Regions from separate parts of the Homo sapiens genome. Here region 2 is linked to region 1. The links are chromatin contacts, found by Hi-C or POLR2A ChIA-PET in ENCODE. All regions are on one chromosome and are shown on one strand. Each heading gives the region's core, a stretch centred on a gene start or an enhancer-like site at or near the end of the contact. The rest is flanking DNA. Distances are from core to core; before and after follow the strand shown.

Region 1 (3,018 bases), core at 310-2,809:
GTAAAACATCGGGGAGAAATGCCGATTTAACTTCCAGGCCTTCTGAAAAGTTCCTGATCCAAGGGCCTGACCAAAACAACGTAAATACTATGCCCTATTCAAAACCAAACTAACGATCTTCCCTAATAGACTAGGGGCTCCCATATTCCCAGCAACACCTGTGACACGACTATACCCACAGTTGTCACAGATTCCTCTCTCTCAAATCCCCCATTTGAGAGGCCACGACAGATCCAAAGTTTCCCCCAAATGCAACTGCTGTGTTCACCTATTAATATTAATAGCTTATTGCAAAAATACAAACTAGTCTCTTTACCTTTTACTTAATCCTTTATCCCACCCCACACCGTTGGGACAGGGAGGCAACCTCTCCTCCGAGTCTCTCTCCTCTCACTTGCTGTTCACCTCCTGCCCTGCTCCCTCTCCCACCCTAAGCCCTCAGCACCCATCCTGACACTCTGCCCGCCCTGCGCCCCCACGCAGCACCCTCACCTCGCGCGCCGGCCCCGCCCTCCTAGGGTCCGCAGAACTCACCTGAAGGATCTTGCACGCACACAGAGCATCCACGTCCGAGGCCACGAAGAGAAGGACCCTCTATCGGGGAAGAGCAGACCGGCTGAACACGGCGACCCGAACCCCGGCCCTCCCCTGCCTCCCGGTCACCCACGGTCGCTCCCCCTCATCCCTTCCCCACCGGCAAGGCCTCGGCGGGGGTCCCGGACTGGGCGTCACCTGGCTCTGGACCACCTCGTAGAACTCTTTGCGGAAATCGGACACGAACATAGCCACGGCGGCCGGACGCCTGGCGCTCGCGCTGAGGTACCAAGAGCCCGGCGGCGGTCAAGACTCCCGCCAAATCACGGCTCCTCCGATTGGTCCAGGGATCACCAACCAATAGCTTCTTAGTTCCCAGCCTTCCTTTCTTTCTGATTGGGCCACATTGGAGGCGGCCATTAGCGCTCTGCCATTCACGGCCAGAAAACTCCAGCCCGCCCCCAAAGAAGCGTCACCTCTGAGGCCGAACGCAAACACTGTTGCCCCCTTCAACTCTGACTCGCTTTTACCCAGAAAAGCGACGCTGGGCGGACATCTTTACTTTGGGAAGAGAAGCCTACTGCCTCCCACTGGGAACCCTCAGGGAAAGTATACTTCTAACCATACATTAAACTCAGTCACATACCCAATGGGGCAGCATTTACGTTTGCAATAGGTTTTTGGTGTGGTTTGAAGAAGGATTTGTAGCTTAGTTCCGCCCGAGTCCTCGATGGCTGAAGCAGAGGCAGTCTGGGTAGTGCATTGTGGGTAGTGTAGTCGTAAGGACAATGGGCCCTACTAAATTCGTCTGGAGGGGAATACTGTCAACACGTAATTTAAAATAACGTTTAAAAATACCTATAAAAGGGGAAATAAATCACGAAAGGGCATTTTAATGCTTCTACTGAGGGTGTTTTAGAGCCTAGCGTCTTCGCCTGGCCTTTTCTCTTTTGCAGCCGACGCTTTGTCCCGGGCACCCCCCCTCCGGGTCTCGGGTCCGGCACTTCCGGTGAGCCTCTGGGGCGTACCGGCTTGGCGCGGCGGCAGCGGCAGCGGCGGCTGGGAGAGCGGTCGGCGGGGTTTCTTCGTTGCATTGCCTGAGAGGAGCGGAGTCTGCCAGGTGGTGTCCATCATGGTAAGCGCTGACGGGCAGCGGGCGGGGGCTGGGCCTTGGCCCGGGGCCTGAGGTAGGGCCCGGCGGGGCAGGGCGGGGCGGGACGGCGGCGGAGGTGCCGAGTCACCCGGGCCTGAGTCCGGCCTGCAGGCTCATCGGCCGCACCGGGCACAAGCAGGACCCTTGACCACTAACCGCCTGTGGTCGCGTCCGCCGGTCCTGAACGTGGCTCGCATTCTGTCTCAGCCGGACTTGCCCTCCTTGACGAAAGAAAGGAAGGTTTGTGTCCATTCACGGGTTTCCCAAGTGCTGGACGCGCAACAGGTTTCCATAAACCCAAAGTTAGTTGCAAGGTTGCTGGGGATGGGAACAGAATCAGGGCGCTCCCCAGGGAGAATCCGTAGTGGGCATCCCCCGCTCTTGGGGGACACCCAGCTCTTGCCCCAGCTCCGTGAGCTCCGTGCCTACGGGTTCGTGCCTTCGAATCTGTACAGCGGTGTTGTGTTCGGTAATGATAACGATGGAAGCTAATACCTGCTGGTACATTTCCTGTTACACAGCTTTTAACACCTGTACTCCCTCATCGCGGCTTATTTCTTTTAATCCCTACAATCCCTTTGGAAGCAAGGATGATGATGATTTTAAACATGAGAAAACTAACGTTTACAGAGGTACTTTATTCGAGTCACAGAAGTAGGGACTGGAGAGTTGAAGCCAAGTCTGTCTGGCTGCAAAGCACTCTACGGTATTGTCTTCCTGTCACCTGTTTATTTTAGTAAAGACAAGGAATGATTGTTAGATTTTATCCCAAGTGTGTCACTGTCAAACCCTGGCTTATTTCTATTCTTGAGTTCATCCACTCAAGAATACCTGATATGTTCCAGGCAGTGTGCTAGGTCTCGGGATTGAAAAGGAAAGTGAGAGATGGGATCGGGAGCAGCAAAGAAGGGGCAGAAGGTCGGGTTCATGGGTAAACTGCAGGCAGGTTGTTAAGTATGTTGCCCCTTTGTGCGGATTTACCTTTTATATTCAAAGAGAAGAAATGGCTTACATAGGTTGGCTAGTGAGAAGCACTCAAGGGAAGCAAGCCCCTACCCTGTTCTGGCCTTGTTCACCCAGAAACGCTATTTCCTGTGTTATGGTTCTGGCCAAGATTTAGCTGAACAGTTATGCTGCTTAAAAGAAGAAAGACAAAAGATTGGAAATTACTGTGTTAGAGTGCCAGGGAGTAAAGAACCATCCCAGATTTTAGGCGGGAACATGCTATGTTTGCATTTTGGGAGATGGCTAATTCAGCTTGCTAATTTTGGAGTTGCTAGTAAACTGCTTTGTCAGTAGGTGGCATTCCTTCTACTAAATATATATTTGGA
Region 2 (2,942 bases), core at 263-2,762, 380 kb before region 1:
TGAAAGAAAAAAAAAATTTGGACCAAAAAAGGCCTTTTCTGGCTCAGTTGGATTCATTTCTTCCACAGGCCCACTGCCCACTCTGCTGATGGGCGCTGAGCTGTAGACTGAGCTGCCTTGAGGCTGAGGTAAGCTGAATTTGTGGGAACCCCCACCTTTCCCTTGAGGGAGGAAGTTTAAATTATCAGGTCAATTAGGAAAGATACAACCGAAAAAAATCCAAATTTCATTCCCACTTCAAGGAGGCGTTTCCTGGCTCGGTGCCACTTTTATTATTTTTGGCCCAGGCTGCTGAAAGCCCCACAGACCCAGGGAAGGTACAATGTGACCTTTGATTCGCGTTTCAGGGATCAAAGTGAGTGAGTTTGGGTGTAAATGCAGATAACATTTCAGAGAGCTTTCATGAAAGGAGTCACTGGACCAGGGCAGAAAGGGAGCTGGTGTGTTACGTGTGTGTTCCCCTTGAGAAGCGTCACTTTCCGGTGAATCCGGCTGCCTGCCCGTGGCCCCAAGGACTCCTGGCTTGCATCCAGGTCCTTGGCCCACAGGCATCAGATCCTGAGCTGGGGCGCCTGCACCCTCTCCCACCTCTTCTCTAGGCACCGTGAAGCCGAGGAGAGGTGGCGTGGGACGGCTTGTGCAAGTGAGAAGAGCACCACCACTTCATCCTCACCTATCTTGTCCCAGGATCTGGGTGCTGACTCGGCAGGCTTGGGCTGGGCACGGCCCTGTGGGGAGGGCTTGGTAGCCTGCCCTCGCTGTCGTCTCCGGGTCCAGCCTCGGCCTGAGTCGGGAAGCACACAATTATATCCACAACAAGGAGGCCCAGAGGCCCTGCCTGCAGCCCCCAGGTATGCAGGTAGAGGGTCCTCTCGGACTGCCTGCCCCCTGCCTCTGGCGCCCAGCCTGCAGCTACGTCGAACCGGGCCCTAACAAGGTTCCCCGCACTGGCAATGAGTGATGAGAGGCACTCCGCGGGCACGCCGTTCCAGGGCGCTCACGAGGCCCAGCAGCCCCGCTATGCCCACATCCACCCCGACACCTGCAGCCCCCCAGGCTTAGCCCGGCCCCGCAGCAGCCCTCTCGACGCCCAGCAGCACCCCAGTGTCTGGCTGACGCCAGGGCAGTAACGGCGGGCTGAAGCAGCATCGGCCCCTCGGTCTACGCCACAGCCGGGTGCAGATTTCCCGGATCTGAGGGACCGCCGGGCACCGTCCGCTGGGGATCATGAGGGGCAGCTTTGGCCCGACCGTCTCGCGCCTGTACACGCGGCCCCACCTGATCCCGTGGCACTTGGCGCGGCGTGGGAATGGGCGCGCTCTCCCATCACCCACCGCGCGGCACTGCCGCGCCAGCAGGGACCGGGAGAGCCTGCGAGGTAGCGGCCACACGGCATACAGCGCAGGCGCGGCCTGGATGGGAGGAGCGCGTGGAGCGTGCCGGGAGCATGCGCCGGGTCGTACACGGCGGCCGCGCGCACGCTGGGGGCGTGGCTGCGCGATGTAATCGGTCTCTGGACGCTGCGCGGCGCTCCTAGGAGCAGGCGTTCCCGACTCCGGCAAGAGGGTCAGTGTGGAGGCGGGAGCCCGGGCGGCCGGCTTGAACTCCGTGCACGCGGGCCTGGAGCTGCGCCCCTGCGTCTTTTCCCGACTTCTGATCCGCAGAGGGGCACTCGGAGCCCCAGCCTGGGTCGCAGTGCCTTCGGTCTGCGGGCCTCAGTTTCTCGGTCCGCGCCGGGGGTTTGTGGGGGCACCTGGAGACATTTGGGCCGTTCTCGCAGTCTCGGGAAGCCGCGCCCGCTCCTTGCCTGGCCTCACGGCGGCCGATCTCGTTCTCCACTTTCTAGGTGGCGCCTGGACTCTCGCCCTCAGAGGGAGGCCCGTCCCACGGTCTGTGGCTACGGATCCCAGGACCCTCTTCGCGGGCGATTCGCGTAGCCTCAGGTGGGTGGGCTTCTTGTTGCCGTGGGCCTTGTGAGCTCGTATTTCCTGCATGGCGGTTGCTGGGGGGCGGGCGGTGCAGTCGTCTGCACTCAGCTTGCTTTAAGGCTTTGGGCAGGTTTTGTTCTTGGGGCTCCTGGGTCTCCCCAGAGCAGAGAACGGCTCCAGCGTTCCAGGTGCTGCCTTTGGCCTTGTGGGGGCAAACACACATGCGCCGTGGTACCTGCCCCTTTAGGATAGTGCTGTCCAGTCTAGAAGGGCCGAAAGTCTTCTATGCCAGGCAGTGTGGGGAGAAAAGTAGGGGGACCAACAGACTGATAGGCGTGGGAGGGCTAAGGTTCTCAAAATGGTGAGAGTGCGGCCCAGGGTTAGGAAGGCTCAGGCCCAAAGCAGGCCTGGCTGGCTGGTGCAGGGAAGCCTTCTCCCAGACTGCAGGGGACACAGGTGCGCAGGTGAGTGGGCAGGGTAGGGGACTGGGAAGAAGGGAAGGCAGAGATCTGGGTAGCACACTGTGGCTCCCGGGCATGGGGTGTGGTCATTGTGGGCAACCTGGATACCTAACCTTGGCTGGTGGTGGGAGCTGGGCCCTGGATCGGGGTCACTGCTTTTTTAGAGCTCAGTGAGGGACTGGACTGGACTCGACTCACGTCCAGGCCTTAGTATAATCCTGCAGTAAGGTGGGAAGCCAGGGTCATGGGCTGGGCTTTCAGGTGAAGACCCCCCCCCCAGAGGGGGGTCAGACCTGAGGGATTCCAGAGTGTTTGGGTGGTGGAGGTAGGGCCAGTGGCCCTGGCAGGTTCTAGTGCTGCAGGCCACCCTGGGAGGTACCTGGAGGAACTCACCCTGAGGGGGGATGGCCAGCAGATAGGAGATGTGGGATGAAGGTGTGTGCAGGCCTTGTGCTCCCAGTGAGCCGGTGGCGTTTGTGTGTGGGGTGAAGCAGAGAGTTTCCTGGAGGTCGTGAGTGGGCCTCCGTTTGCAGAGAGACTGGGGAGGGGGCTA

The links. A loop is a pair of places that touch in the nucleus more often than their neighbours do. ChIA-PET counts read pairs that join two places held with the same protein, here RNA polymerase II (POLR2A). Pooled maps may share reads with other maps.
Region 2: a map of CD14-positive monocyte shows a loop between it and region 1 (5-fold over the local background). The contact joins the promoter of GNB1L here to the promoter of UFD1 in region 1. A Hi-C loop is called at or near these places in 2 of 168 maps with a recorded cell type or tissue (CD14-positive monocyte and CD8-positive, alpha-beta T cell), 6 of 37 single-sample maps with no recorded cell type and 15 of 50 pooled maps. POLR2A ChIA-PET finds 5 or more read pairs at or near these places in 2 of 52 experiments (GM12878 and K562).

What each region holds. Positions count from the first base shown.
Region 1 is chr22:19,477,734-19,480,751 of GRCh38, reverse strand. UFD1 (ubiquitin recognition factor in ER associated degradation 1) reads left to right here and starts at 1,559. Exons shown (of 12, transcript NM_005659.7): 1 at 1,559-1,669. The coding sequence starts at 1,667. CDC45 (cell division cycle 45) reads right to left here and starts at 832. Exons shown (of 19, transcript NM_003504.5): 1 at 733-832; 2 at 535-594. The coding sequence starts at 783. RefSeq lists silencers at 883-932, 1,723-1,792 and an enhancer at 1,023-1,322.
Region 2 is chr22:19,853,444-19,856,385 of GRCh38, reverse strand. GNB1L (G protein subunit beta 1 like) reads left to right here and starts at 1,512. Exons shown (of 8, transcript NM_053004.3): 1 at 1,512-1,566; 2 at 1,847-1,943. It overlaps RTL10 (retrotransposon Gag like 10), which reads left to right and starts at 1,512. Exons shown (of 3, transcript NM_024627.6): 1 at 1,512-1,726; 2 at 1,847-1,943. It overlaps LOC124905080 (a long non-coding RNA gene), which reads right to left and starts at 1,414. Exons shown (of 2, transcript XR_007068005.1): 1 at 674-1,414. RefSeq lists enhancers at 502-981, 2,404-2,942.